2 separate regions of the Mus musculus genome follow, and region 2 is linked to region 1. A link is a loop called in an ENCODE intact Hi-C map of the cell type or tissue named here. Cell type or tissue: heart. All regions are shown on one strand. Each heading gives the region's core, and the rest is flanking DNA. Links, peaks and the distances in the headings are about the cores only. Region 1 overlaps Efcab2 (EF-hand calcium binding domain 2). Region 2 has its middle 22 kb from the start of Gm24919.

Region 1 (16,416 bases), core at 4,060-12,059:
GGGAAAGGCTAAATAGATGCTTATTTTTAACCTACTAAACAGTTTAAATTTGCTGTTTGAATTGTTAGGCCTACTGTATAACATGCTTACTTTTGTATGACTGGATCCAGTTTGAACTGGTTTCTGATCTATTGCATTATGTTGAAGTTCAATACTCTATTAAGAGCTATCGATTTATAAAATGGTTTATTACTCTTCAAACAGTTAAGGATTGAAGGCAGTATTTTATAGACTGAATGGTGGAGAGAAGCGGCTCATGCCTGTAATCCCAGGCAGGAAGGAGAGATACAAGTTCAAGGCCAGCCTGGACAGGAGAGTAAGAACTTGGTTAAAAGAAACAAACTCAAAAGACACCCCTCAAGCCCCCAAAAAGTGTTTGTGTGGTAGTAAGAGGGCCTGCATTCCACAGTAAGAAAGTTTTTCTCTTAGGAGGAAGCCAGGGCATTGACTGCCTCAGAGAGAAAGTGTGGAGTTGTTTCCCACAGGACTGACCTAGGTTGCCTTGGATACCTTTTTGGTGGCTTCTTTCCTTTCTTCTTCTCTCTGTTGTGCACAAATTGAAAGATTTTATTTTAATTTTTGTCATAATATATAGAAAAGAAGTCTGATATTGTGAGTATTAAGTGAACAGTGGGTTGCTTGTTACTACCTGAAACATTTCGAACTGGTTTCTTCTTCTGTCCCTCTGGGGCAAATAAGTCTCTTTTGTGCTGAAAACTTGGTCTTGGGTATCTTGAGCCGACTTTGAGGTTCCCTTTAGTCCCCCATGGTGAACTTTAGTAGAATTGTACCTTAGTTTGTCAGTAGAACTTAGGATGAGTAGTGGGCTCGAGATATATGATCATAAGAGCATGCTTTTTAAAAATAAAAATACTTTGCTTGAGTGGGACATGGTGGCTCACATCTGTGATCAAAAGCACTTGGAAGGTAAACGCTGGAGGTCAGGAGTCCAGAGTCATCCTCAGCTCATAAGTTCTAGACTAGCTTGGCTGCATAAGACCTTGTCTCAAAGCAATCGAATTAACAACAAATTAATTTCCATTAAAGAAATTGTGGAGTCTCGCTGGGCAGTGGTGGTGCACGCCTTAAATCCTAGCCCTTGGGAGGCAGAGGCAGGCAGATTTTTGAGTTCGAGGTCAGCCTGGTCTGCAGAGTGAGTTCCAGGACAGTCAGGGCTACACAGAGAAACCCTGTCTCAAAAAGCCACAAAAAAAAAAGAAAGAAAGAAAGAAAGAAAGAAAGAAAGAAAGAAAGAAAGAAGGAAGGAAGGAAGGAAGGAAGGAAGGAAGGAAGGAAGGAAGGAAGGATAGAAGGAAGGAAAGGAAAGGAAAGGAAAGAAAAGGAAAGGAAGGAAGGAAGGAAGGAAGGAAGGAAGGAAGGAAGGAAGGAAGAAATTGTGGAGTCTCAAATGTTTGTCATGTAAGACATCATTAAGTTTAGAAAAGCTCTTAGGAGACTCTAGGCACATGAACTACTTCAAATATAGAAAATACCATTTAGCTTTTTACTATAAAAGATAAGGAAATCAATATTTTAAAAATCCCTTGCATTTCTTCAAGTTATCTTATTATTTTTTAACCTACAAGATAGCCTATTCACACTGGAGTATTCACTTAACCTGTCTGTCAGTCTGTCTCCCCCTTTTCCTTTCCCTTTCCCTTTTCCTCCTTCTCTCTCTCTCTCTCTCTCTCACACACACACACACACACACACACACACACACACACAAACAAACACACATGAAAGAAAAAGGAAAACTCACTTCAGTGGCACTTGAGCTTCATGGGCCCCGGGTTGGTATTTGTTGTCATTGAAAGGCTTCAGGGACTCTGTATTCCATGTCACTGTTGTGGCTGCACATAGGCTTTGCTCAGCTAACATGCTGGTGACAGCTACTTCAAGGGTCTTCCCTGCTACTGCCAGGTCTCTATTGCCTGCCTCTTCCCCCTTCTGCCTGTTACTCATGGCTTCTGCAGTCTTAGGATCTTGCTTACTGCCTGCTCTGCTACTCCTCTTTCAAGTGTAGCCCTCTGTATGTCTTGTTTCAGAACTTCCAGAGAAGAAAAGGGAAATCCTCCTTTGATCACTTATTAATATTCTGCAGAGGGTGCCTTTGCAGAGCAGAGCTCATGCTAGACTTCGGAGGCCTCTCCAGAAGGCTGTTAGAGACGTGTAACCTCAGGGTTAAGTAGCCACCTCTGGTTCAATCAGTTGTGCCTGGGGTGACAGATCAAACATCACAAAATGCAGCAATCTGTACAGGAAGAAACCGTTAACAGAGGCCCATGGATTTGACAGGGACCTTGCTTCCTCTGTGGTATAGTTACTTCCCAAAACCCTGGCTTGGTAGTTAAGCCCAATAGGCACTCTGACCCCATTTCTAGACTAGCAGTTGGAACTTTGTGGTTTCTTACCATTCCTTTCTGGTTGTGCTAGCCATTAATGCCTGAGCAGGTAGCCCTGTTCTAACTTTCAGACTCCCTCAGAGATAGATGGGGATTTGGGATTGTGGTCTAGTAGATTATGTAATGGAGTCTGTCAGTGGGCTGTGGGGCAAGGTGATGTGCCACTTGAGGCACATATCAAATTGGGTGGAGTTATTAGCAAGTCTTTCTTTCCTTCCTCATCCCCTCCTTTCCTTATAGGCTAGGAATTTGATGGAGGGCCTTGTGAATGGTAGGTAAACACTGTGTCACTCACTGAATTACAGCCCCAGTCCTTACCAACCTTTCTCCCCCTGAGCTGACAAGCTGGTTCTAAAGCTTATGATTTATCTGCAAGGGACTTGGTGTGACCTAAAACAGCCTTGGAAGTAGAAAAGAAGGTTGGATGCCTACTTCCTGTTTTGAAAATTTACTTCAGAGCCACACTAACTGAGACTGTTCTTTACCTGATCTCCAGTAAAGGTGGAGCAAGGATAACCGAATAGGGTTTTTAAAGAAATGATGTTGGATCCCTCCCACACACTACGTATACAAACTAACTCAAAGGAAAAAAAAATCACATGTAAGACCTAGTTATAAAATTGGAAAGAAACATTGGTATAAATCTAGCAAGTTTGGATTGGATAGTTCCTTAGTGGGTGGAGGCAGCTAAGGGAGTGCAATAGCGATAGTCTGTAATGCTTTGGGAATCCCTTGGACAGTCCTGATAACTCAAAGGAGGACTTCTCATGTGTGGTGTTGGGGCTTTTGTTAAGTAATGTGTGGCTCTTGAGGGAACTATTATCAGCCCAGATGGGAAATTTTCATTTAAACTATGTATTTATATTTAGACACCAGCTTACATGTATTGTTGGCAGTTTTAGGTAGATACTAGTGTGATTCCTTTTCAGACATCCTTATTGTTATTTTACTTTCCTCCCTCCTGAATTATCCTTTTCCTCCTTCCCTAATTGAAGTCCTCTCGTTTTTCCCATTTCCTTTGTCAGAGCACCTGCACCCTGCTATTCCATTCTGTCTTGCTCTCCCTCCCACCTTCAGGAATGGCCACTTTTTACTTTCCTAGTTTGGAGAGTAGTATAGAAAACCACAACTTGTCAACGTGCAAAGTTGTGGAGCCCAGTCCCAACTGATAAGTTTCTAACAGAACTCCTGCACCTAAGGCTCAGGGGTCACTGCAGGAGGAAGCAGAAAGATTGCCAGAGCCTGAAGAGCAGCAAGTTTGTCAAGAGATTGTGTCTCCTAGAAATGCCACAGAAGCTTCACCCATGATTTCTCACCATTATGGCTGCCTAAACATGTCCTGAACAAGGACAGCACCTACAGACATGCTTACCTGGAAATGGTGGTGCTCAAGAGACCTCAACCAAAGGCAAGGAACCACAGATGAGAGGAGTGGGGAGTGGGAGAAGTAGTCCTCCCCAGGGAGGACTCACCATCTGGTTGTCTAATGCCGAATGGCCACTCCTGAAAATATGCATACAAGTGACATTAAATAGACTGAGCAGATTGTATTTTTTATATATTAGGGATGTGTGTGTGTGTCTGTAACAACAAAGAAAAAAGAGGACACGAATTTGAAAGAGAACAAGGGGGGAAGAAACAAGGGAGAAATAATGTAATTATAGTCTCAAAAACATATTTAAAAAGTCAACTGAAAAGGGCTGGAAAGGTGGCTCAGTGGTTAAGGGATTGTCCTGTCCTTGCAGAGGACCCAAGTTCAGTTCCCAGCACCCACCCATGTGGTTTATAACCACTGTAACTCCAGCTCCCTGTGCGGGCCTCCTCAGGTACCCACTCACACACACATGTACACATAGAAGAATAAAATACATATTTAAGAAAATCAATTGAAGTAAAAAGCCAACCAGACAGATCCTAGAAAATCTAGATGTACTTCTTTCTGTAGCCAGGATTTCAAGGGGTTCTGCTGCTAAAAGGCTTCAGTCCAGATGGCTGCATATTAAAATTTAAAATGTTGTCTTTATGGAACTTATCTCTTTCAGGAGATGGGACTAAAAGGAAAACTACTGAATTATTTTTCCAAAGTGTATATAATTCTAACACTGAAAGCCTAATAAAGATTGCATAAAACTACAACACAACTTTCTTATGCATAGCTATACAAAATTGCAAATACAAGCAACAAAATTTAGTAGCACATTAATGCAAATTGTGTTTTTCCTAGAAATGTAAAAGTATTACTTTGCTGGACATTTACTTATGTAGCACATCATATTAGTATGCAGATAGTTAAGAGGCATTTGACAGAATTCAGCACATGTTGATAATTCTAAAGTCTCAATAAAGCAGTCACTAGAGAATGCTTCCTTAGCCCCAAGCTGAGGTTCTTCCTTAGAGAGGAGGCAAGTGCGCCATTTTGTTAAAGTTATGAACAAGATAAGGATATCTACATTAACCATTGTCAATTAATATTAACATAATTGGGCAAGCAGTGACATGGACATAAGTACTGGACATGATATGGTAGGAGGTAGAAAAGATAGGAGAAAGAAAAACTATTTGTAGGAAAGAAAACTAAATATCTAGAGAACCCAGAAGAACTGATAAGAAAACTATTGCAAAGAAAAATGAATTTTAGTAAAGTAGCAAGATTCTTATACAGAAGGCTGGTGACATGGTTCAACAGGGAGAAACACTTGTGTGTAGTAGCCCTGACAACCTGAGAGAAATCTTTGGGTCCCACAGAGTGGCCAGAGAGACCAGACCCCTGGGTTGTCTGTCTTCCAACCTCTTCCTCCTAGCTATGGCAGTATCTCCAGTTTTAGTCTTGCACTAATTTACATTCCCATCAATAGTCTGTTCGTCTCCCTCCCGTCCCCTCCCCTCCCCTCCCCTCCCCTCCCCTCCCCTCCCCTCCCCTCCCCTCCCCTCCCCTCCCCTCCCCTCCCCTCCCTTCCCCTTCCCTCCCCTCCCCTCCCCAGCATTTGTACTTTTCAGTGTTTTGTTAATTGCCATTCTGAGGGGTGAGGTGATATCTCATTGTGGTTTGGCTTTACAGTTCCCTAGTAAGCAGTGACACTGGACATATTTTCATGTTTGTCTGTCGACCATTTGTATATCTCATCTTAGAAAATGTCTGTTCAGATCATTAGCTTTTTTTTTAATCCAGAGACTTTTTAGTTGTTCAAACCCATCATATTTTCTAGATATTAATCCCTTTTCAGATACATCATTTACAAATATTTCCTCTATTCTATATTCGTCTCTTCATCTGTCGTCTCTTTCTTTGGTGCAGAAAGTCTCAGTTTGGCATAATTCCATTTGCCTATCACTGCTTTTGTTGGCTGTGCTTTTGAGATCTTAACTACCACCACCAATAACAGCAACAACAACAATGAAGACGCAAATTATTGCCTGTACTGGACTTGAAGTGTTTCAAAATCTTAGTATCTGCTAGCTCAAAATGTGAGTTTATCTGCAAGTCAGGTGTTTACAGAGATGATTGGATTTAAAACCGGTGCTGAGAGAGAGGCCTAATTGCTCTCTCTGGCTCTCTCACCCTGTGCATGCCAGGCAGGTGGCTTACCACTGGCTTATACCAGGAGAGATGCCAGGGTGTCTGTGTTCAGAGGGATGCCCCGTTAGGACATAGCAAGGGCTCTCTCTGCAAGTTAAGCTGGGAGGCTTTGGGGTGAAACCAGATTTCCAGCCCTCAGAGCCGTGAGAAAAGAAGTTGCTGACAGTGTTTATCTTCCATGCCCTACCCCCACACCGTGTGATACTTTCTCAAGGTAGCTTCAGCAAGCTAATACAGGCACAAAAGCAGCAATGATGATGCGGTTTCTTCAGAGCCCTTATCACTGACTAAAATTAGCTTGTGCTCAGTTATGTTTGTGCTCTGTTCCTCCCAGTAGTAAGCTCCAAGGCGAGAACAGGGGCTCGTCCTTCTCATCCCCACAGCAGTCACAGCACTGAGCAAAAGTAGCTGTGTCATTAACTTACTGATTCTGTCTCTGCAGTGTCCGGGTTTTTACAGAGCCAGCGCTCTTTTTGGGACTGTAACTTCTAGCACAGAGACTAAGAAGAAATAGCTTTGCAGCAAATAAGAGGCAGAAACTCCTTGTTCTTCTCTTTTACAGGCTCTTCAGTTGATTAGGAAGGCCTTTGAGGCCATTTTGGAACAGAAAATCTGCCCTTGTTTTAGATTTATTTTATTATTTGGTTTTAAAATAACTTGGATCTAGGAAAAATGCCCTCATAGGGGAAGAAGGCAGGGTCTTCGTTTTGTTCTCTACTCTTCTGTAAGTACCCGGCATAGCAGTCTTCAGTAAATGTTTGTTAAATGAATGGGAACCCATTTTCCAAAATTCTGCTTTGTTCTAGAAATTTCCAAATTGTGTTTTGCTTACTGATACTTAGTGTAACAGCAGTTATATTATAGAGGGTAAACGGTTTTGCACCTTTTGCCCCTCATAATTGCATCAGATGCCCTCTGTCTGTTCTCACTGGGGATGGGCGGGGTGGGGGGGTGGGGGGTGGTGGTGGTGGTGGTGGTGGTGGTGGTGTGTGCATCAGATGTCCCTGGTCTGTCCTCTCTGTTGTTTGTGACCTTGACTGCCCTTATGGATGACTCAGTCTAGCTCAGTGGCTCTGCTGCCACCCCGTGTCAGCAGTGGGGTACTACACCCACTGAATGTCCATCAGGAACCCATCCCATTCTTCTGTTGGGTTGCTCTTCATGACCTGTTTGTCTAAGTGACATTTCTTTCTGAATGGTATACATGAAGAAATAAATTCTTCTGTTTAAAAGCCTTTAGAGCTGGTTTGTATTTATCAATATAAGGAATCTATGCATTTGAATAAAATACATGAAAGTTTCCATATTTTAAAACATTTATATAAAATAGTTGTTTCATTTGTCAGTTTATTAAAAATCCCATAAACGATTTATAGAGAAGAAAATAATATTTTAAAAAGCTTTAAAAAATTTAAATAAGACTTTTGTTGATTTCTGCTTTATTTGCATAGTAGATTACTAAGTGAGTTGGTTCTAACCACTCTAGTCAATGGAGGAAATTAACTTGTCTACAGGCTCCTGCATCAGCTGTTTGAAATAGCAGTAGCCACAATATCAGTGACTGATGTGCAGAAGCCAGTTTAGAAAAGCGTTCTGAAACCATTGTTAAAAACTAGCTGATATTAAAATCATTTTAACTTGTTTTAAAGAGGTCAGGCAGTAGAGACGGCTCAGCAGTTAAGGGCACTCTTGCAGAGGACCTGGGTTTGGTTCCCAGCACTCGTGTTGGACCACACACCTACTGGACCAACACACATACTGAACCAATAAGTGAGCTCATGTTGAGCCCACACCCACCTGAACTCTAACTCAGGGAATCTAATTCCCTCAGCTGACCTCCTGTGTATCCACATGCATGGGACACAGTCATACACAGAGACACATAAAAATAAGTAAATAAATCTTTTATAAAAAATCAAACAAGCCAGGCATGGTGGCTCACACCTTTCATCCCAGCACTTAGGAGGCAGAGGCAAGCAGATATTTGCATTTGAGTTTGGGGTCAACCTGGTCTACAGAGTGAGTTACAGGACAGCCAGGGCTACATAGAGAAACCCTTCCTCAAAAAACAACAAACAAACAAATAACACCCCAGAGTTGCCTGTTTCTACAGCATTTGTTGTTTTTTTTTGGGGGGGGGGATAGGGCCTCACTATGTAATCCTGGCTGGCCTGAATCTCACTGTGTTGACTAGGCTGGTCTTGAACTCATGACAGTCCTCCTGTCTCCCTAGTGTTGGGATTACAGGTGTATGCTACCATACCTATCATAAGAAGTTTTAAATATTAGATAGGCACAATGATACATGTTTATAATCCTAACACATAGAAAGTTGAGACAGAGGATTGCTTTGAGTTCAGGGATAGCATAAAAAGACTCTTTCAAAATACAAATAAAATTTAAAAGTGCCTTAATGATTTTAATGATATTAAAAGGTTTGATTGGAGCAGTGAGATGGCTAAGTAGAAAAGTGCTTTTGTGACTGAGGACCTAGGTTTGGATTCTTAGCACCTAAATAGAAAGTTGGATGTGGCAGTGACTGTTGTAATTCCAGCACTGGGGAGGCAGAGACAAGAGACTCTCTGGGCTTACTGATAGCCAGGCTCGTCAACTGGTATGTTCCAGTTCAGTGAGAGACCCTATCTCAAAACTAAGGTAGAGAGCGAGAGGAAGATAGCTGGCATAGACCTCTGGCCTCTATGTTTATGTGCACTTACAAAAATAGGTTTACATTGTTGCTATTTTGTTTTTTGAGACCAGGTCTCATTATGTAGCCCTGACTATGACAAAACTTGCTATGTAGACTAGGTTGGCTTTGAATTTGTAGTAATCTTATATCTCAGCCTGCTGAGTGCTGAAATTATACGTATGGGCCACCATACCCAGCTCATTAAAAATAGGTTGAAGGAGCCAGGTGTAGTGGCACACACCTTTAATCTTAGCACTTGGGAGGCAGAGGCAGATAGATACAGATCTCTGTGAGTTCAAAGGCAGCCTGGTCTACGTAACTAAGCTCCAAGACAGCCAGATCTATAGCAAGACCCTGTCTTAAATCCTCTGTCCCCCAAAATAGGTTTAAGTGGGTTCTTAAAATAATTTTCAGGGTCAGCAAGATGGCTTAGTGGGTAAAGGTACTTGCTGCCAAGTACCATATTGATTACCCGAGTTCAATCCCCAGGACCCACACAGTGGACAGAAAGAACTGACTCCCATAAGTTGTCTTCTAACCTCCACATGTGGACAGTAGCACGCACTTCTAACCTGTACCCTTCCCACATCCCATTCAGCTCCCCAATAAATCAACAAAGAAGTGTAAGAAAAATTAAAAACAAAATAATTTTCAGTCAGTTTACTTGACCTAAAAATCTTACTTGTTGGAAATAGGCTCAGCCAACTTTTAATATTTATATCATTTTACCTATTGCTTTTATTTAGTAATTGATGTTTTTACTAATAAAATTTATTTTAAAATATACAACTCAGTTATATTAACATTTTTTAAGTTATCAAAAATAATTTATAATAGTTAAATGCCTCTTAAATATACATGCTATCTTCTGAAGCTAAAAGTAATATGCACTCAACCAGTTTTTAAAGTCTATTTGGAACATTAAACATGATAGAAGTTGAAAAAATAAAACCTCTCATGAAGTCCTCTAGGAGAGGAAGTTATGACAAGTTCATGACTAGACAGAAACTGTCCCATCTGTAAGGGAGAATACACAGCGTAACTGTGGCTTCATAGAATGAATTGGGTAGTGTTCTAGTAATTGGTATTTATTCTTTACAGTATATTTTTATTTTTTTCCCATTCTCCAATTACTTCCAGATTCTCACTAGAATTCTATTCCTTACCCACCTATCTTTATGTTCTCTCTTGTAAGAGAAAAAAAAAGCCATAAAAAACCATAGATCTCATTTGTGTTAGCTATCTTCTACTGAGTATGGCTATAGACTCAGTATTTACTGGGTATATCAGAATATTTCACTGGAGAAAACTGATTCCCCTCATCCAAAGCCATCATTTTGAATGGCTTCTTTGCTAGGAGTGGCACCTTGTGCTCACTCTCCCTCTTTTGTATTGGGAGTTTTGTCAGGTTTGAGCTGTCTAAGTCTTGGAAATGTTGACAAAGTTTCTGTGAGTTCCTATGTGCACATTGACTCTTGTGTCTGGAAAATGCTATTTTAAAGAAATCATTCACCACCTCTTACTCTTTAGCCCCACCCCACCCCTTTCCACATGGATCCCTGACCCTCTACAGACGGGTGAAACAAAGAGCCCATTTAGGACTGAGTCCTCCAAGTCCTCTCCCTCTCTGCATGTTGTCTTGCTGTCTGTCTTTGCATTAATGACCATCTCCTGCAGGAAGCTTCTCTACTGAAGGTTGAGAATAATTCACTGGTCTATGGCATAGTGGTTTGAATGAAAATGATTCCATACACTCATAAGGAGTGGCACTATTGGGAGGTGTGGCCTTGTTGGAGTAGGTGTGGCCTAGTTGGAGGAAGTGTGTCCCAAGACAGGTCCAGTGGCATTTTCTCTTCCTGCTACCTGCTAATCGAGATATAGAACTCTCAACTACCTCTCCAGCACCATGTCTGCCTGCATGCTGCCATGCTTCCCACCATGATGATAATGAACTAAACCTCTAAAAGTGTAAGCCAGCTCCAATTAAATGTTTTCCTTTATAAGAGTTGCTGTGGTCATGGCATCTCTTCACAGCAATAGAATCCTAACTAAGACATAGGGCATACCAATATATCATTAGGAATCATTTTATTCCTGAATATGCTCATTTAGCAAAATAATAGAGGTAGGTTTTCCAGAGGGTCCATGACTTGAGTGGGCCTTAAGCCCCCCCCCCCAAAAAGTGATTGGTTAATTCCATAACATTCATGCCACTATTGAATGAGCAAGCACATCTTGAAGGCAGGTCATCACTAAAGCTCACAGGGTTTGTAGCCGGGTGAGATTGAGCTTGATGAGATTTCTGGTGCTGTGCTTAGAATCTTCTAACACTATGAACACTAGCCAATAGGGTGAATCTTCTAGTTGAGTACCACTTAGATTTCTCCACTTTCTATGGTAGAAGTGTGTGGTGTCTTCAGCAATAACATCTTACCATCAAGTTGGAAATAGCCTGTGGTGTTTGGGGAGCCTGTGGGACCCCTTTGGCTAGTGACTCAGAAAGATGTAACCCATTCTTGATACTGAAAATTTTATTTGGCAACAAATAATATCTACTTGTGGTATTGTCTCCCCCATAATATAGTGACTCTATTTAAATTCCTTTTATACATGTATATATTTTAGGAAGTTTCTACAGTAGTAGATTTTCAAATAGCTTTTCTAAAGGTATTTATAATGTTAGTTGTTCACCCCCATATTCCCTCCTCTATGCTGTCCTCCCTTCCCCCACCCCATGTAATCCTTGTAATTCCACCTTTATTCACTTATAGCATTATATTCCATTTCCCTTCCTTAGATGACCCTCCCACGATGCTTTTTTATCTCAGAATTTTGTTTCATTTGCTGGTTTTTCTGAACTCTGTCCTCGTTGTTGACACTTCTGTTTTGTGTTTCTTGAAATTACATTTTCATCTCTTTTTTGTTTGCTTTCAGATGGGGGTCTCATGTAGCCTAGGCTGGCTTTGAACTTGCTGTGTAGGAGAGGGTTTGAGCTGCTGATTCTCTTGCCTACATTTCCCAAATGCTTTGGATTGCAAGTGTGTGCTGCTACATCTGGTGTTTTCATCTCTTTTGGCCTTTTCCTACATCTCCCTTTCAATTTTCTTTCTTCCTAAGCCTCCTTCTCTTTCAGTGCAAAGACCTGACCCTTTTCTTGCCTGAGTTTTCTTTTCTCTGTTTCTCATCCCCAGGAGCATCACTGTTCCTGGGGCTGTAGCATCAGCAGCCTGATTTCCTCACTACGGCCAGCATCTCAGCCCGTCTAGAAGCCATCTGGAGCTCTGCGGTGCCCACCTGGCCCCTTCTGCTGTGTTCCCAGGCTCCTGGCTCCCATCACTCCTCTCTCACCAGTGCTTTGTGTGAGAGTAGCATGGAGGATTGCTTAGGCTCTGTGTATCCAGCCTGGGAAACAAGGGAAGCTCTGAGTCACCAGGGCATCTACTGTGATTGCCCTTTCTTCCCACCACATGGACTTGGGTACTTTCCATCCCTGCTGGTGTTCAGATTTGAACTAAGGGCCTCACACATGGAGAGCTCTTGAAATAGATTCATCTCACTTCATTACTATCTACAGAAACATTTAGAAAGCCTGGCGTTTAAATACCACCTTCTTGTCCCTTCCTCATTTCCCCTTCTCTCTTCCTATCAGCCACCCTCTGCATTGCCTTCATTGCAATGTCGCTAAAGGTAACTCTTAGTGAGCTACTCTCTCTGGCCATGTGTCTGTCTGCCATTTAGCTGGGCATTTAGCTGGGCATGCTACTCATCTTCAGAGAGACAGACACTTATGCTTCCCAAGACACAAGCCCAGTGCTCAACCAATGAGTTACAAACTTGGCTCTTAGCATAGTAGAGGCAGTAGTTCACATTGCTGCCTTCATTGATGTCTCCAGAGGAAGAAAAAGGGGCTCTATCCTTTTCATATACTTTTCTGTCTTCAAGGAGTAATAGATCGTATCCAGGCCCATTTTCACTTTCCTATGACAGAACACTGTTGTAGATCTTTCTATTCAGAACTTCCAAACTTTCTAGTGCAGTGGACATAGACCAAAGCTAGTGTTTTGCAAAGTCTGATTCCATCCCACAGTTTCTTACAGGTTTTATAGTTTGAGTAACAATGTGAAGATTCCTGTCTGCACAGACCTTGTGAGGGTGGTCTCTGGGTCTCATGAACACCAAAAGGATGTTTCTATTGTAGTTTAAGTGTGTTTACAAAAGCAGATGTGGGTAGCCATTGGGACATTCTTTCGTTAGCAAACATAGTCAACTTTCTACAGATAGCTTTGTAAGCATTTGCTTTTGCAAGATAAGAGAACAGAATTCAACTGAAACAAGTAGGAGTATAAGCAGAGTGAAGGAAAATTTAACCCAGCCTGTCTCTTCTTCCTCCTGTAGCCCCCAAGCTACCACAGTGCAAGGCTACAGTTAGATTGTGCTGGAGTGTATTAATGTACTAAATGGTTAACCTATATTCTCTTTCTTTCTCTATCAGAGTTAAACAACAGTTAAAACCAGCCATCAAGTGGCAGACATTGTTTCTTCCTCCCCTCATTTTGTCCTTATTCCTTTTCTGGAGCTTTGAGATTTTGAACTAGTCAGGGCTTGATTTGCTAGTTATTGAAAACCTTGGGCTGCTTTGCTTCTTGCAACCTTTTCTTTTCCCAGGAAGTTTCTCATGTATTTGTGAGCCAGTACTTAAGTGAGGTGCTTTGCTATGTTACCTGTAATCTGAAATAATTTCAACAATTATTTGATAATTTATACTACAGTTGCCTCTCCAGAATTTATATTCTAAAACTTTTCACAACTTTTTTTTTTCTAGAGAGATTGGGACAATTATCAGGTCATTAGGATGCTGCCCGACTGAAGGAGAGCTGCATGATTTCATTGCAGAGGTAGGTACATGGTTGAGAAAGTGTCACTGAGCTGACTCTAGAACTTGTAATACAAACCAACCAACCAACCAACCAACCAACCAACCAACCAACCAACCAACCAACCAACAACTAACCCAAAAACCCTTACCTCAAACTGAAACTGCCCTAACTTACTGAGGGTGTTGTTTGAGAGTGTTAGAATACCTGTGCACATAAGTCAACCAATGGAACCCGTAAGCATTTTGATCAAGTTGTGAAGGCAACTATTGATAGTTTTTAAATTAGTTGAAAATAAGCCAGTGAAGACAAAGAAGTCTGATCACGTGGAGAAAGACCAGTAACAGGTGTATTTAATAATAATGTTGGTTCAAGGGTATACAGAGAGACTCTAGTTTTTATTTATTTGAGGAAATAAAACTAAGCTTCAGAACAAATAATAATAACAACAACAACAATAACAATAGACTAAAGAATAAACTTAAATAGAAAAAAATGGAGTTACACATGATAAAGTTAAACATTGCCAAACAAATTCTCCAGGAAAGCCAGTTTCTCTCTCTCTCTCTTTTTTTTTTAAGATGTATTTATTTATTATATGTAAGTACACTGTAGCTGTCTTCAGACACTCCAGAAGAGGGAGTCAGATCTCCTTATGGATGGTTGTGAGCCACCAAGTGGTTTCTGGGATTTGAACTCAGGACCTTTAGAAGAGCAGTCAGCAAGACCCGCTGAACCATCTCACCAGCCCTTTTTTTTTTGTTTTTTTTGAGACAGGGTTTCTCTGTGCAGTCCTGGCACAGAGGAACTCGCTCTGTAGGCCAGCTGGCCTCAAACTCAGAGATCCACCTGCCTCTGCCTCCCAAGTGCTGGGATTAAAGGTGTGTGCCACCACTGCCCAGGGAAAGCCAGTTTCAATGGGCATGAAAATAAAATCCTTCAATTTTAATCTGGTTAATAAGAATATTAATCAGTCTAAAATTCTAAAAGTTACTATTATTCATAATAATAACAACAAAAATTAACCACATTAGTTAAAAGATTTTGATTGGTTTTTCTTTGTGTTTATAGATTAATTGAAATGGGTAAGCATTTCTGACCAGAGGAGACTGGTGGCTCTGCCTTCCTCAACCCTAGGGAACAAAGATCTGATTGGTTTGAGTTACTTTCCTTATAAGGCAGGGAAGAGAGATGCTAAACAATAGGAGAATCATTAACAAGTTACTCCAGGCAAGTCCTCCCCTTCCCCCCAAAGATTAAAACAGAAGGATTCTATTATCTTGCCCATTGAAACTGGCTTTCGCGGGGAATTCTGTTTGGCTGTGTTTAACTTTATTATGGGTGACTCCAGTTTTTCTTTTTAAGTCTGTTTTGGGACCTAGTATAGGAGCTTAATCCAAAACAAAAGTCTCTTGTAATCATTTGCTGTGTGAGCTGAGGCTAGGAGAAAGGAAGCGTGGATGGACAGTCCATGCCCCTGGAGCTTCATACTCCATTTTGCTTTCCAGAAAGATCTCTGGTTGAACATGAAATGAAAGTTTTAGTTGAACAAAGAGAGACCTTCGGGGGGGGAAAAAAGCTGCCTAGACCACCAGTTGGAGAAACATGTAAGAGAGTTGCTTTTCTTTGCTTGGGGGCAGTGAGAGGTTGTTGGAATATTAACAAGGAATGAGAAAGAAAAGCAACGAAGTAGAATTTGTCCTGTCTTCTTGCTCCTTATACTTGGTAGAGTCCTTGTTTATTCAATGCTATGTTAAAAAGAAGGAGTTTGGAATTTTAGGTTGATGCAGATAAACTTGAAGTAGTAAAATTGATGCTACAAAGGATTTACTAATAAGCTTGCTTAGGAAATATTAAGTTACACAAAGTGGAATTTAGCTAAAGGAGTGCCTCCAATATGACTATAAGTTAAGAGCTATACTCACCAGACTTGTTAGAAACTGTAGGAATGAAAAACTTGTACTATAATGGAAGTTTAGGGATGTGAAGAAAGTTTCTCCAGGGCTTGGAGAGATGGCTCAGTGGTTAAGAGCACTGACTACTCTTCCAGAGGTCCTGAGTTCAATTCCCAGGAACCACACGGTGGCTCACAACCATCTGTAACGGGATCTGCTGACCTCTTCTGGTGTGTCAGAAGACAGAGCACTTATATACATAAAATAAATACATTTTAAAAAGTTTATCCAACATTAATTTACCAAGATTGACCTTCAGTTAGGCTCTATTTCTATAGCAAAAGAAGAAAATTGATTTAGAACTGGCCATTAGGCTCATCCCATTTCAAAGAACATATTTCTAAGTAGCAGTTCAAGGGGTGGCACAGGGTCACAACCACCCTGCCATTAAGGCTCTGTGCTCTTATCAGGAAAAGCACAGTTCTGCCAGATGGACAAGGTGAACCTGGGTAGCAACTGTTCAAAAAGAGCAACACTGGTGTACTTAAGAAATAGTGAGAATAATTCTGGAAGTACGTTTGCTGTGTAAATCTCCCATCTGTCCAAGTGGTCAGACTTGCATTCTCCTGTCTCTGTTTAAATTGTTTAAAGTGGAACGTGAGGTCAGGACCGTAAAGAGGTTTAAGGAAAATAGCATATGTGAGATGCAGAAGCGTTGTAAGATCGTGTAAGTTAGTCAAATTGTCGATTCAGGGCCAGCTCCTCTTTGCACATTAGCCAGAGCTGCATGAGTGCTATATTAAAGATGCCTTTCCTTTATGAGTCCTAAGTGTGCAGAGTGATGGGGAAGGCAGTTAATTCTAGAACAGGGCAAGCCACTTCATTTCTATGACTATCAACCTCTCCATAGTAATGCCTACTTCAGAGTTATCTCAAAGATACATTAAATAATATATCACAAACCAGTTTTCAAACA
Region 2 (16,416 bases), core at 3,990-11,989, 82 kb before region 1:
GCTTGGCCGCAGTCCGGAGGCAAAAAGTTTCATGGAAACTGGCATCCCGTAACATGGATGTGGTCCAGATTTGCCCTTGCAATAGTTGGAGGGTTTTGTGTGCTTTCTTTCAGTATTTTACTGGATAAGAGTTAGAAATCTCAGGGCAAGTTCAACAAAGTAAACTTAGAATTATCATTACAGTCTTGTATGGCAGACTACATTACATAATAGAAGAAAGTTGGTGGGCTCCTCTGATAAATGGAGGGTTCCCCATTGATACTTAAAATAACTGCTAAGTCACTCCCATATGCAGGAATTTACAATGGTCTAAGAAGAAGGTGGGTTGTGGTTTAAAGAGGAACTAGAGTAATGTATTATTCATGAAAAGGTTAGCAAGAGCGGAACCCCCTGGTGCAAGTTTCCACAAGGATCAGAGGAATAGCATAGTTAGGCTGTTACTAGGGGACCCCTGGTGGTGGGTTATACAATAGACTAGAATTGTGACTAGGGTTTGAAACCCTCGCACCTGACTCCTAGAATAGCTGACTTTAGTTAGGGCTGCTTTTATCTCAGTTGTAACCACTGCCTGGTTCCTGACAATCTTTATATGTATGCATTTCTTTATTTTCTGTAAAGTATATTATGCATCAGATGACCTCAGTGTATCTTGGCTGATGTATCACCTAACTTCCTTGTTTTCTTCTGTAATATACGTCTGATGCTCACTTTGAGAAATTACACTCAAATTCAGCACTCTCTTGTATTCGTGTCTGTTTGTCACTCACTGACTCCTTGCCCACCTGAGTACTGGAATTCTGATTCTCCCCTAGGTTGAGGGACTCCGTCTGAGTCTGCCTGTGGCAGTGGTGGAGGGCTGGAGAGATGGTTGAGTGGTTAAAAGCAGGTGAAGAGCATTGACTGCTCTTCCAGAGGTCCTAAGTTCAATTCCCAGCAACCACATGGTGGCTCACAACCATCTGTAATGGGATCTGATGCCCTCTTCTGGTATATCTGAAGTATACTCATATAAATAAAATAAAGCTTAAAAAAACAAAACAAAAAAGAAACCAGGCCAGTGAGATGGCTCAGTGGTTAAGAGCACTGGCTTCTCTTCCAGAGGTCCTGAGTTCAATTCCTAGCAACCACATGGTGGCTCACAACCATCTATAGTGCGATATTATGCCCTCTTCAGGCAGGCGGATGTATATGAGGCAGAGCACTCATACATTACATAAATAAAGTTAAAAAAAAAAAGCAAACTAAACAAACAAAAAATCAGGGGAAGAGTTCATTTGGCTCACAGTTCCAAGGCACACCCCATCATTTAGGGGCAGTCAAGACCAAAGAGGATCCTTGCTTGTTTTATTTATTGATTTATGTTTTTTTGAGACAGGGTTTCTCTATGTGTAGCCCTGGCTGTCCTGGAACTTGCTATGTAGACTAGGCTGGCCTCCAACTCACAGGTATTTACCTACCTCTGCCTCCCAAGTGCTGGTATCAACTGTGTGCCACCATGCCCAGCTTGATCCTTGTTTTATTTTTACACTCTGCCTTCTCTACTCCTATACAGTCCAGGGCCCCAAACCAGGGAATGCCCACAGTGGGCAAGATACCACTTATATTAATTAATAATCATGACAACCTTCCACAAGCCAACCAGATGTAAATAGTTCTTCAATGTAGACTTTCATCTTAAGATAATTTTAGGCTGTGGCAAGCTGATATTTAAAGCTAACCATCACAGTAGGTCACATGTCCCAAAGGGTCTACCTCCCAAACTCCATCACTATGGAGGATCAAGTGTTCAAACTCACGAGACAGCAGAAAACACTAGAACAAATGTCTTCTTTTTTGATATAACAGAGCCAGTCAACACAACTCGAATGTTATACCTGAATCAGGAGCTGTACATGCATTGTTAATCATCCATTCTCCCAGTCACCTGTCCATGTGGGAAAAGCACGCCTGAGTTGTATACAGGACACATACACATAGCATCTTTTTGAAATGTTGACCATTGACTAGAATAATCATGGCAGTAGCTAGCATCTGCCATGGAAATCTAAGACCATGTCCAGGTAGGAAGACTTTCAAAGGCCATCCCATGTGCAGTGGTTGAGGCTCTGTGATAGAGCTACCTGCCTGGCATGCACGTGACTGGGCTTCACGCTGAGCATTTAAAAGAAAAGAGCAGAAGGAAAGGAACTAGCTGGATATGAGAGAGAAGGAGATAGCAAGCAGGAAAAGTTGGTACCAGCCTCATACACTAGGGTTCTTGACTTCTTCAGTGTGAAGATGGTCACTGTTGGATTTCATAGACTGCATCTGTGATCCAATCTAATAAATCCCACCTTTAATACATATTCATTCTACTGATTCGCTTCACAGGAGAACCCCGACTAATATCATCAATGACCTCTGCCCCACATAATGCACAGATATGCTTTCCAAAGGCGGTATAGTACTGTGGGTAAACATAAACAGCATGTCTAAAGAAATTCTACAACTTGCAACTTGCAGCTTTCCGACATGCATGCACAGCATGACCACCAACCGCTCCAGCAGCAATCAGCATCCAAAGAGAAAGGCGCATCCCAGGTCCCTCCCTTAGTCACTTAGCAATTGCTTTATTCTGGTTGTTCTTGTGGACACTGCAAGCAGGTTGCTTCTGTCTCCTGCATCCTGAATTTGTAGCTTGAGGGTGACAACATGACTGAGGAATAGAATTACTGATGTCAATGTTCATAAAATACTAGAGTGATACCTGGTACCCAGTGAGCAGTCAACAAACATCATGTGCTGTTATTCTTCTCATCAATGTACATACAAACTGACAATTCAATCTTTCAAGATCATCCAGTGCTTTCAGTAACACACTGTTTCAGTGGTCCCTATTCTTGGTGTGGGGATTGACCCCGGGGCCCCATGAGCACATGCTAGGCAAACACCCTACCACTGAGCTACATTCCAGCACCAGGAATTCAATGTTATCTTCAGAAGTATCACATATTGCTGTTGCTGATCACTGCCAAACCCTTTGGAGAGAAAGAGCACTTTGGATATTTTAAGGAGTTTTTGCTCTCGAAGGATGAGACAAGAGGTTTTAATGCAAGGTCCAGAGCATCCTGGGATATATAATGTCTTGGTAAAGGATTTATTCTGGATCACATTTCAAGACATAGCCCATCACAGCGACAGGGAAATGAAGGCAGCTGGAGCTGGAAGCAGCTAGCTGCTTTGGCTTCACAGTCTGAAGGAAGAAAGAATGAGTACAAACTCAGCTCACACTCTCTCTCTCTCTCTCTCTCTCTCTCTCTCTCTCTCTCTCTCTCTTTCGAGACAGTGTTTCTCTGTGTAGCCCTGGCTGTCCTAGAACTCACTCTGTAGACCAGGCTGGCCTCGAACTCAGAAATCCACCTGCCTCTCCCTCCCAAGTGCTGGGATTAAAGGCGTGCGCCACCACTGCCCTGCACGTTCTCTTTTTTATGCAGACTGTGACTCCTGCATAGGGAACAGTGTCACCTCCATTCGCTTAATCAAAAGGATTCACTACGGGTATTCCCAGAGCCCATCTCCCAAGTGATTCAGCAATGTGTGTGTGTGTGTGTGTGAGAGAGAGAGAGAGAGAGAGAGAGAGAGAGTGTTCAGAGTCTCAACCAGGCCCCATGGGACCTGTTATCCCCAAACTAAGGAGACCAAGGTCTAAGAATCTCTAGTTCAAAAGCAGCCTGGATCACACCATGAGTTCAAAGGCTAGTGTGGGCTGCATAACAACTGTCTCCAAAAAGGAAAGGAGGAGAGAGGAAGAGAGCCCTCTACTGCATGATTTTCCCTATCATATGTAATGTTTCTACAAATTAAGGGTATTCTCTTGTTGTTTGTTATCATTATGCACTAGAGAATCCCTAGAACTTGTATGTGAAAAGTTTGAGAAAAGGAAAAACAAACAAAAATCCAGATGACAGAATTAATTAGTAATTAACACAGCCCCCGCCCCCCACCCCCAGACCTAATGATTGTGGTGTCGAACTAAGGGAGGTGCTGGGGTTTCTGCCTGGAGCACTGCTCATTTGGGAGCACCGTGATGGGTCTTCTGTGTCTCCTTCCTTCCTTGGTAAATTGAGGGTGTTGGAGCCTGAGATTTCACTCCTTACAGCTCTAAAAGCTGACATTTTTGCATAGAAAACTACCTCAGGCACTCAGAGACATGAAAAACTGTTGGCTCTCAGGCATAGAACAATGTATGGACTGGTATATGTTAAGGTTATTTTATTTAGAAATTAACTAATTCAGCATGAAAAGTATCTACATATGTGTAAATAAAAATAAGTAGTAATAATAAAATTATCATCATCATTATTAATTATTATTATTAATGGTTCTATGTAGCTGGCTGTCCTGGAACTCCATCTTTAGACCAGGCTAGTGTTGAACTCAGGAATCTGCTTGAGTGCTGGGATTATAGGCATGCATTACCACCGTGTTTGCCACCTCCTGCTTTAGCTTCTCTGGTGCTGCTGGGATGATGTAAGCCAACATGCCTTGCTTAAAACAAATTATTTTAAGGGAAAAACAAATCAAGTTATTATAGATAGATTCTTTTTCTTTCCTTCCCTGTTTTTTACAGTGATTCTGGGGATCAATCCCTTCATCTCAAAGATGCTAGGCTAATACGCTGTCACTGAACAGAGTCCCGACCCTGATGATGCTTTTTGTTTTGAGATAGGCTCTAAACTGCCTACCCTGGCCTTGGAGCTTTGGATCCTGTGGCTTCAGCCTCCCAAGTAGCTGAGAATACTGGCAGGGCCTCCAGGTGCAGCCTGTTTTGTTTTATTTTGTTTTGAGACTGGGTACAAGTAACTGAGGGTGACCTTGAACTCCTGATCCTCCTGCCTCCACTTCCTAAAGCTAGGGATTACAGGCTCACAAGACTATACCAGCTGGTTTTTGAACACGAGAATGATAAATTAACTCCCTGCACTGGAAAACAGCACAGCGATAGGGCAGTTTGGGCTACTTGTGCATTTCGCCGTGAGATCCACAGAGGTGTCAGGCTGTAGTGGGCAAAGGGAAAAGGGAGAAAGAAAACCAGCTCCTTGTAAGGATGATCCAGCCACAGTTGAGGAATTAAATGAAGCCCAGTATTTCTCCATCTTGGGCTTTAGTTCTTTGTTTTGTTTGTAGACTAAGCCTCGTGCATTCATGCTGAACTCAAACTCACAACGCAGCTGAAGCTGACTTTCTTTTTTTTTTTAATTAATTAATTAATTTTTTTATTACGTATTTTCCTCAATTACATTTCCAATGCTATCCCAAATGTCGTCCCCCCCCCCACTCCCCTACCCACCCATTCCCATTTTTTGGCCCTGGCGTTCCCCTGTACTGGGGATATAAAGTTTGCCTGACCAATGGGCCTCTCTTTCCAGTGATGGCCGACTAGGCCATCTTTTGATACATATGCAGCTAGAGTCAAGAGCTCTGGGGTACTGGTTAGTTCATAATGTTGTTCCACCAATAGGGTTGCAGATCTCTTTAGCTCCTTGGATACTTTCTCTAGCTCCTCCATTGGGGGCCCTGTGATCCATCCAATAGTTGACTGTGAGCATCCACTTCTGTGTTTGCTAGGCCCCGGCCTAGTCTCACAAGACACAGCTATATCACGGTCCTTGCAACAAAGGCTTGCTAGTGTATGCAATGGTGTCATCGTTTGGAGGCTAATTATGGGATGGATCCCTGGATATGGCAGTCTCTAGATGGAACTGTTGCTCCTTCTGCCCCTGCCTCCCAAGTGCTGGGATCATACACTTAGATCCTGTGCCGGTTTACTACTGCTTTTTAAGGAAATGTAGGGAAACTTTCCTTTTTCTTGGTTTTCCTCTCCTCCCACCTCCACAGCAGAGCTGGGACCTCAATGCCGGTTTTTTATAGCATTGCTCTGTAATTTCTCATCTAGCTGTTTGCTTATAACAAGAATGAAGTTGAGCCATGAGTCTTTCATGTATCCAGGGGACAAACAATCCCTAGCACGTGAAACAGTGTATCAGGACACTGGAATCAAAACAGTGGTCGGGGTGTGGGCTTGACATGCATGCAGCCTCCTCATTGTTCCAGAGCAAACGACCTGGGAACCATAGCCAGTATTTAATGGATGATGATTTGGTGCGTGTGCACGCACATGTGTGCGTGTGTGGTGTGTGTGTGTGTGTGTGTGTGTGTGCGCGCGCGCGAGCAAATGTAGAGGTTAGGTGTCTTCCTTTGTGGCTTTTCCAGCTTTCTTTCTTTGAAACAGGTTCTCACTGTGCAGCTCTGGCTGGCTCACTAGATAGACCAGGCTAGTCTTGAACTCAGAGGTATCTGCCTCTACCCCTGCTTCCTGAGTAGAGGGATTAAAGGATTACAAAGCCACATTCAGCTCCATCTTATTTTCTGAGATGGGACTCCAGCTGAAGCTGGAGGACACTGATGGCTAGGCTGTCTGTCTGTCTGTCTAGCCCCAAGGAACTCACTGTCCTGCACTGGGGTTGCAGGCACGAACTACCATGCCTGTATATTAATAGGTGCTGGAGATCTGAACTCAGTCCCCATGCTTGCAGAACTGATCCAACCCCATAATTTAAATTTTCTAGGAAAAATTTCTTAGCAACAGTTGCTTCTAAAATATTAGCTTGAATTTCAAGGATCATTATATTGGCTTGAAGCAAAGCCCTAACATTATCACACCATGGTTGTTAAAACAAGGGGTTTTGTATTTTGATTTTTGTTTTGTTTTGTTTTCTAGACAGGATTTCTTTGTGTAGCCCTTTGTGTAGCCCTTGTTGTCCTGGAACTCACTCTATAGACCAGGCTGGCTTTGAACTCACAGAGATCCACCTACCTCTGCCTCCGCAAGTGCTGGGATTTAAGGCATGGACCACCACTGCCTGGCATCAAGTCAAGTTTTAAAAAACAACAAGATAATGAACATTTTGAAGTATTTAATAATATCTTGGTTAGCACTACTAGCAAAGCAGCAAACGGGGGGGGGGGGGGGGGGGGGGGGGGTTGGTGTAGTGGCCATGGGGGAACTTCTAAAAAAAAGCTGTTGGGTAAGGCAACTTACAAAGACAGAGATAATTGCTGATACAACATAACAAAAGGAATTCTGTCTTTTCACTTCATCCCAGTCTTTTCTTTGCTTAGAGATAGCAACATAGAAGCCATTCCCAGGAGTTTAGATTGCACTAGGCTGCACATATGTAAGGACTATTGTTCACAGATAGTCTGTTGTTTGGATGTTCCAGGGCCTAGAGAGCTCATGCTGACTGCATATACAAGGTTCTCTTTGCTTTGCCGTTTGGCCAACTGCCCTACAGTCTCCCCCATTCTCCAAATGCCCCCCCCATCATCTCCATTGTGCCCCCCTGTTCAAGAGATTACCTACAGGTCTTTTATTTACCAGAATGTCCAAGCTCTGCCCTTCAGTTGGGACTTAAAAGTTAGATAATGCTGTTGGACTTTGCTGGGGAAGCTTTCGGTTGCAGTATCAGTGACCACGGGTCTGTATTAAATGTCACTCTGGAATAATTATTCTCCTCTGAGCCGAAGGTAAACAAGGAGAGGGGTCTGTCAGCTTTCATCCTGCACAGCTAAGTACCCTTTGGATTTATCTGGTAAAGCTGAGAAATCTAAGATTGTTCCCGGTGTCTCCAACACTAGCCCCTTAAAAAAGAAAACAGAAAAGGGCAAATCCGGGGAATCTCAGAACTTTGTTTTTATTTCATCACTCAGAGGGAACAGTGACTCCGGATTTCCATGAGAATGACAAAAGTGACGGCCAAGGTCAGGACACACTGTAGATTCATCTTTTCTTACCAATTTGTCCGGCTGTGTTAGTAACCCAAAGAGCAGAAAACGATGTGAATTTTATTCTTAGGAATCAAATAATTTTTTTTTTCAAAATTATTTTAAGAGCACTATTAGGCCTTTCATGCATTGGAAAAGAAAGAGAGAAAGATAAAAGAATCCACCATGTTTTGAAATCTTCCTGGTGCTCATAGGGCAAAGGTGCTTGTGCCAAGTCTAATGCTGAGTTCGATCCCTAGGCCCTACACAGTAGAAGGAGCAAATCGACTTCAAAGGCTTTTCTCTGACCTCCAAAACTCCTGTGGCATGCCCACCTCCCTCCCCAGTAATAGTGTATGCACGGTAGTGTTCTTAAGTGGAACAGCAGTACTGATTGATTCAATATGCTAGGCCCTATGGACTGGTGTGTAATCTCTGAGATGGGCATTTAGGAGTGCGTGCAATTGTCTGTTCAAGTGCTTTGTGGATCCGCGTGGTCTTTTTGGGGGGACATGGAACAGGATCCTGGAGGGAAGTCAGGAGCAAGCCTAGGAGGCCTAGGCTTTCAGGGCTAGGACTATAAATACGCACAGGCCCGGGGGAATCGTGAGACAGGCGGTGCGCACATTGCACTTCCTGGGAACTGCGAGCCCAGAGCGGCAGGCGGGGCCAGGCACCAACCCACTTGACAAATGCGCGGGGGCCCAGCGCGCCGCTCTGGGCGCGCGTCCACATCGCGTCACGTGCGCGCGGTGGCCAGGCACAGCCACCTCCACCCGGCTTGCCGCACGGGAGGGACTCGTGACGCTTGCTTCCGCGACAGATGCTTGCCGTTTTGGAAAGCCAGGTCATGTACAGAAGACAGGTTTACCTTCTAGATGAGGATAGGGCATGGGGGCATAGCTCAGGGATCCCCAGCAACACAGTGGATGGATGAATGAAGTAAAAGAAAAATAAAGTGTCAGGAACTGTGAGTGGAGAAAAAAACCCAACAATTAATAGTGTCGGGAGTCGGGGGCGGGGGAAGTAACTCAATAATGGGAAGCTTACCTAAGCATGTTGTGCCTGGAGGACTGTGCTCTGCAGCCGGAAGGACAGGGTAAAAGGTCTATAAGGGAAATAACCCGGATGGATGCGTCCCAAAGTACACATGCCTCTCTGCCCGGCAGTTGCTGCTCCTTACCCCTCCTCCACCGCTTAGCACAGTGAGGGGGAAGGCCTGGGTTTACTTAACGGGATTATGGGTCATTCTCACTGTTAAGATGTGCCTGGGTTGACACATGCCCGTTGATTTCTAACGACCGTTTTATTTAATTGTTTGAGGGAGAGGCACCAACAATTTTGAAACTGTTATTTACATATGGAGGCTTAGATCTTGGTTTATCTAAAGTTCTTACTATATTTACTTTTTGGGGTCTGGAAGTCAGAGTACAACGTGTAGAAGTCTGTTCACACCCTCCATCACTCTGATCTCAGGAATTGAAGTAAGATCCTCACACTTGATTGTCATGTTCCTTTACTGGCTGGGGATGCTGATTCAGCGCAGACTTCCTAGCGCATCAAAGGAAGAGCCTATACTATCTTTCCTCCCATGATATCAAGGTGATCAATGGCTTCAGGTGTTGTCCACCTGGAATAGTCCTTTATAACGTTGTCCATCATCTTAATTGTGAATGTAGCTACCGTTGACAGTCCTTGCTGGAGGTTTTATTTCATTAGCAGTTGAATTCCTCTTCTCTAAGGAGCAGGCTCTTTCCTGGTGAGTTATTTAGTTGCCCAGAGTTACAGTGCATCCAGGACACACTGGATTGATGCTCGACTCTTTATTTTTGGAATGAAAAGTTGTATCTCCACATCCTCCAGAGGTGACCAAGGGATCTTTTTCTGAATGCTTATGAAAATCACCATAATTGCTATGTCTCAATATGCTGCAGCTGTTATTTTATTCATACATTTGATGCTCAGGATGCCTTCCTGTACTGGCTGGTTTTGTGTGTCAATTTGACACAAGCTAGAGTCATCAGAGAGAAAGGAGCCTCAGTTGAGGAAACACCTCCATGAGATCCAGCTGTAAGGCATTTATTTTCTCAATTGGTGATTAGTAGGGGAGGGCCCATTGTGGGTGGACCTATCCCTGGGCTGGTAGTCCTGGGTTCTATAAGAAAGCAGGCTGAGCAAGCCAGAGGAAGCAAGCCAGTAAGAAACATTTCCTCCATGGCCTCTGAATCAGCTCCTGCCTTCAGTTTCCTGCCCTGCTTGAGTTCCTGTCCTGCCTCCCTCCAATAATGGACTGGGATCTGGAAGTGTAAGTCAAATAAGCCCTTTCCTCCCCAACTTGCTTTTGGGTCATGCATGGTGTTACAGTTTTTGGCTACAGCCTAAGTCTCCACAATACAATTCAGCAATCAGGGGAAAGCAAGTAACACAATTTAAAAGGTAGGAAACTTAACAGGGTGGGTGGGCGGGGCCCACTTGGGTTCTTCAACAATAAAGTTCAAAGAGGAAAAAGGACATGAAACCTACAGAATATAAGAAACAAGAGAGACCGTGAGTTCCAGGAAAGCCAGGACCATTAGACAGAGAAACCTTGTCTCAAAACACCATCCCCTTAAACAACAGCAACAACAACAAAGAATCCAGAGAGACATCACATGACTGTGCTGTCTAGATCTGGTTTGGACCATCATTTTTCTTTTCTTTTTTATTAATTAATGGATTTGGTTTTGTTTTTTTATGGTGCTGGTACTTCACTCGTTCGGCAAGTGCTACAGCTCAGAGGATAAAAGTACTTGCTGCACAAATCTGTCAATCTGAGTTCAATCCTTGGATCCTATAGTGAAAGAAACCCAACTTTAAGAAGTTGTCTTCAGGGCTGGTGAGATGGCTCAGTGGGTAAGAGCACCCGACTGCTCTTCCAAAGGTCTGGAGTTCAAATCCCAGCAACCACATGGTGGCTCACAACCATCTGTAATGAGATCTGACGCCCTCTTCTGGAGTGTCTGAAGACAGCTACAGTATACTTACATATAATAAATAAATAATAATTAAAAAAAAAAAAAGAAGTTGTCTTCAGACAGGCGTGGTGGCACACGCCTTTAATCCCAGCACTTGGGAGGCAGAGGCAGGCGGATTTCTGAGTTTGAGGCCAGCCTGGTCTACAAAGTGAGTTCTAGGACAGCCAGGGCTACACAGAGAAACCCTGTCTCATAAAACAAACAAACAAACAAACAAACCAAAAAACAAACAAACAAAGTTGTCTTCTGAGCTGTGCATGCATGTACCATGGCATATACATCCCCATACACATTTACATCCATATAAAAAATAATGTAAGAAAAACTAACTTACAAGAAATATCAAGGAAATTTGACAACTGCTACTTCATTAATGGTATTAAACAATAACCATAATTTTACTTTAGGTATGTTAATATGCTGTAATAAATTAAAAAATATTCCTGGGGCTTGGGAGATGGCTTAGCTGTTTGAAGCGCTGGCTGCTCTCTCTCTCAGTTGACCTAGGTTTGATTGGAGCACCCAAATAGAAGCTCAACCACCTACAACTACAGTTCCAGGGGTTTCAGTGTCTTCTTCTGACCTCTGAGGGGACCAGGCACACATGTGGTGCACATATGTACAGGCAGGCTAAACACAACACTCATTCACATAAAATAAAGACATCTGAAAATTAATTTTAGAAATTCCTTGTGAAGTTAAGGTTTGTAGTTCAGTAGTACAGGGTGAGGCCTACCACACTGCATTGGACCTTCAGTGATACATATGCATACAAGTTGTTTTATTGTGTGTTTTTAAGGACAGAATGTAGCCAGGATGGCCTTGAACTTGTGGGGGTTTTTTGTTGTTGTTGTTGTTGTTGTTTGTTTTTGTTGTTTTGAGACAGGGTTTCTCTGTGCAGACCTGGCTGTCCTGGAACTCACTCTGTAGACCAGGCTGGCCTCGAACTCAGAAGTCCGCCTGCCTCTGCCTCCCAAGTGCTGGGACTAAAGGCATTCGTCACCACTGCCCAGCGGCCTTGAACTTGTTATAGAGTAGAAACTTGCCTTGAACTCCTGATCTTCCTGCCTCCGGTTCCTGAGTGCTGAGATCACAGTCATGCCCCTGCCACACCAGGCCTACATGTTTCTAATAAAGATAAAAAGCTGAGCTATCATAGATAAAATTATATCTGAGGGCTTCCCCCCCCCCAAAAAATAATCTAGTTGAGGTCCGTGCACAAAGCAGGTACAACATGACAGAATTTCACCTGCTTCAAACGGATAGTTATTGAAGGGGAGTCATGAGCCCTGGAGAGGAGAGCCACTAGGATCATTTCTCTGATTTTATATTGCTTGAAAATTACAAGAAACCTCATCTAGGAAAAAAAGAAAAAAAAAAAAAGAAAAGAACAGAAAATTGCAAAAGTGTATGACATTTATTTTAAAGTGCAGAGCGCCTTAGAAGGAAGCGGGAGAGGAACTGATTGTGGCAGAGCCACACCGACTCCATAAATATACTCTTTCCTAGTTGAGAAACATGTTAGCCACCTGCCAGCTGCAGGAGGAGAGTCAGAAGAAAGAGCTATGTGACCAAAGCGAGCCAGTGGTTGGGTTCATCACAGCCTGTGCTGGGGGCTTGGCACACAGTCAGCACACTTATTCTTTCAAAAGCCTGTGGAATTGGGGCTGCCATCATAACACCCACTTTACAACAGAAAGAGCTAAGGGCTGGAGACACTGCTCATCTGATAAACTGCAGGTCTATACCTCACAGGGATAGGATTCTTTCTCTCTGGAGCCCATACATTTTTTTCCTTGCCAATGTGTGTGTGTGCGTGTATGTATGTTTTCCTTGCCAATGTGTGCGTGTGCGTGTATGTATGTTTGCATGTTCGAGCATGCACATTCTCAAGTGGGAGGAGGATGAAACCCAAAGCCTCCAGGAAGTTAGATACAGCCCCACTCACAGAATTCCTGTTCTTGGGAAAAAAAAAGCAGCACAAATCTCTCTTAACACATGACAGCACTGTCTGTCCGTTCTCTTAAAGTTCATCACAGTCTTCCTGTGAGAGAAATACTACCGTGGGCCCCATCGCACGGATGAGAATGCTGAGATAGGAAGTAACTTCAAGATTATACAGCTAACATGCTGCAAAGTCAGACTGCCAAAGGCAAGGTATTGAGGGGTGGGGATGGAGAGATGGCTCAGCTGGTAAGAGCACTTGTTGCTCTTGCAGAGGACCTGGGTTCAGTTCTCCCCACATCGGGAGGCTCACAATTGCCTGCTATTCCAGTTCCAGGGTCTCTAATGCTCTCTTCTGGCCCCCAAGGGCACCTACACTGTGTTGCGTGCATTCACACTGCCAAGCACTCACATGGACTCCATTCTATTTCTCTCTCTCTCTCTCTCTCTCTCTCTCTGTGTGTGTGTGTGTGTGTGTGTGTGTGTGATTGGTGCTGAGGATGGAACTTAGGGTCTTATGCACGCTGAGCTCAAACACTGAGCATCACCCCGGTCCTACTGAGTGTGTATTGAGCACCTGAAAGAGACAGAATCTGTTGAGATCTGAGGTGTGGTGATTTTGCACTTCTTTTGTTAACTTAAAGGTTTCCAGCTGCAAAGTCTCCGAGGAGCTGTCAGGAGATGACAGAGTTAAACTCAGGCTCGGGCTGGTGAAAGCTCAATCAGCACCCCACAAAGGGTTCTACTGAACCCCATGCCTTAAGCTCTGTATTGCCTATGGATCTTACCACACTGCAACATGGTCTTTACCCTGGAATAGCAAGCTCATCTCTGCCCTAGAACCTTCCCTCTCCTATTAGAGTCATTTAGCTCGACAACTCTGCCTACACTCCCAGCACCCCCTATTCTGGAATCTATCTATTCATTAAATTTTTTTTATGTATTTTTTTTCTTCACTTTCATTTATGACTGTGTACCACATGTGTGCCAGGTGCCGATAAAGGCAAAAAAAATGGCATTGAGTCTTCTGGGACTAGAATCACAAACAATTATGATCTGGGATGTGGGTGATGGGAATTGAACCCAGGTCCTCTGGAAGATTAGCCTGCTTTTAACCACTGAGCCAACTCTCCAGCTCCCTTCTTTGGAATCTAAATGACTTTTTGAGTTGGATGAATCCAATTAGTTCTTAACTATCTACACTGCACACTTGTTATCTAACAATCTCAGTGTGTTCATTACCTGTATTACACACATGTCATTTTTAAAAATTAAATATTTTATGTCACTGTCTCGTCTAACCAAGGCTGGGATTAAACTCGGTGTTATCTAATTCTAGAATAGCTTGACTATAGTTAATTAAATATTTTTGTATGTTTGATTTCATATGTTGGGGGTACATACATGCCGTGGCGTAGGTGTGGAGATTAGAGGACAATTTTATGGAATGACTTCTCTCCTTCCACCTTTATGTGGGTCATGGAGGTTGAACTCAGGTCTCCAGGCTCAGGTACAAACACTTCACCAACTGAGCCATTCTGCTGGCCTCTTAGGTTTATTCTTTAGTTATTTCTCTATTCATTCTCTCTCTCTCTCTCTCTCTCTCTCTCTCTCTCTCCCCACCCCCCCACCCCCCGTGTGTGTGTGTGTGTGTGTGTGTGTGTGTGTGTGTGTGTGTAAGTCAGAGGACAACCTGTGGAAATTAGTTCTCTCTTTCTACCACAGAGGGCCCTGGGCTCAAAGTCAGATTGTCAAGTTCAGTGTTAGCTTCCTTTACCTCCTCAGCCATCTTGCTGACTCTAATTCCAGAATACTTTAACCATCCCCAAGCAATTTGATATCCATGAGCTGTCAACTCTCATTCACCCCTCCCTCAAGCCCCTAGCAACTAGTTTCTGTCTCTATGGCTTTGCTCTCTTGTACACATTTCATAATCATGGACCATCTGCCCCTCCATTAACTCTTCCTGCCCCACTTATCAAGTCTTTGGTGCTCCAATAACTGCTTTTATTGATTGGCTTCTTAACATGTCCTCAGAGAACAACCTTCTCCAAGGGCCATCCTCCTGCAGGCCTTTGTGTCAGACAGGAGAGAGAAGACACAGCAGACTGGGTGGATAGTTGTTAAATAGTTGAGGAAGATAAAGGAAATGGTTCTTAATATTTTATTTATTGTATGAGTGTTCTACATGGGTGTGCATCTGTGCTCTGCCCATGTGCAGTACCCAAGTAGGCTAGAAGAGGGCATTGGATCCCCTGGGACTGAAGTTACAGATGGTTGTGAGTCACCATCTAGGTTCTGGGAGTTAAAAACCCCAGGTTCTCTGGAAAGGCAGCCAAGGCTCTTAACCACTGGGCCATCTCTCCAGCCCAGAAATAGTTCTTAACTGGGACCAAAATTACAGATAGAAACAAATTAATTATTATACTTGTAATTGCAGCACACAGGAGGCTGAGACAGGATTGGTGTTTGAGGTCAGCCTGAAGAACATATCAAGTACCAGACCAGGCCAAAAAAAAAAAAAAACAAAAGAAAAAAAAAACAAAAAAAACAAAAGGATAAAAGAGAGTGTGAAGGGCTTGCCTGGCATGCTCAAAGAAAGCCCTAGGTTTATCCCCACCCCATCCGCACCCATGCTGGGACAGGAGAAACAACAACATATTTGATGGGGGAAGGGTGGAGAGAGACTGTGGGGAAACTTTATGGTCACTGTCTTAGTTTTATTACGGTGAAGAGACATCATGACCAAGGCAACTTCTTATAAAGAATTTAGAGGTTCAGTCCCTTATCATGGCAGGATGCAGCATGTAGGCGACACAGTGCAGGAGGAGCCAAGAGTTCTACATCTTGATCAGAAGGCAGCAGAAGGAGACCCTAAGTCACACTGGTGTAGCTTGAGCATAGCAGTCCTCAAAAATCTGATCCTACAGTGATACGCTTCCTCCAGCAAGGCCACACCTACTCCAAAAGGCCACACCTACTCCAGCAAGGCCACACCTACTCCAGCAAGGCCACACCTTCTAGTAATGCCTCTCCCTATGGCTAAGCATTCAAACACAAGTCTATATGGTCATACCTATTCAAACCACTGTAGTCACCCTGAAAAAATTTTACTTTACACATTTGATAACTGGAAAAGTCAAGACATAGTTTACATAAGTTATGTTCATTTAAAATTGTTTTGTTTTATTTGTGTGTGTGTGTGTGTGTGTTTGTGTGTGTGTGTTTGTATGTGTGAGTGTGTCTGTGTGTGTTTGTGTCTCTGTGTGTGTTTGTTTGTGTCCATGTCTGTGATTGTATGTGTGTGTGTCTGTGTGTATGTGTCTGTGTGTTTGTATGTGTGAGTGTGTGTCTGTGTGTTTGTATGTGTGTGTATGTGTTTGTGAGTGTGTGTGTGTGTGTGTGTGTATACACCATGGTATTGTGTGGGGGTCAGAGGACAACCTGGGTGAGTGGTTCTCTCTCTCCATCACAGAGATCCTGAACGTAAGGCAGTAGCTTTCCTTGCTAACCAGACTCATCAGCTCTCTGCAGTCCTTTCATGGTAGTTATCTTCTTCTAAGACTGAGGAAAAAAGACACGATGTTAACAATATTGATTAGGGCAAAGCCTCAGCTAATTAAGATGGTAAACCAACCAGGAAGGGGTGGGCAGA

Evidence for each region. Hi-C counts contacts between places; a loop is a spot of excess contacts. Peaks named below come from ENCODE experiments on the same cell type or tissue, not always from the same donor. Only the 100,000 strongest peaks of a DNase experiment are listed, where the experiment ranks them.
Region 2: a loop joins it to region 1, with 3 times the contacts of the local background. A loop is called at or near these places in 9 of 42 quality-filtered maps.

Annotation. Positions count from the first base shown.
Region 1 is chr1:178,442,323-178,458,738 of GRCm38, forward strand. It overlaps Efcab2 (EF-hand calcium binding domain 2), which reads left to right. Exons shown (of 7, transcript NM_026626.3): 3 at 13,494-13,566. Among named protein-coding and RNA genes, the nearest start is that of Efcab2, 45 kb to the left of the region's middle. In heart, for the core only: a CTCF peak has its summit at 7,098; DNase peaks (open chromatin) are centred at 6,109 and 7,039; H3K4me3 peaks cover 595 bases; H3K27ac peaks cover 1,464 bases.
Region 2 is chr1:178,360,546-178,376,961 of GRCm38, forward strand. No RefSeq gene overlaps it. Among named protein-coding and RNA genes, the nearest start is that of Gm24919, 22 kb to the right of the region's middle. In heart, for the core only: no CTCF peak of the experiment used is centred there; DNase peaks (open chromatin) are centred at 8,496 and 8,936; H3K4me3 peaks cover 1,471 bases; H3K27ac peaks cover 2,533 bases.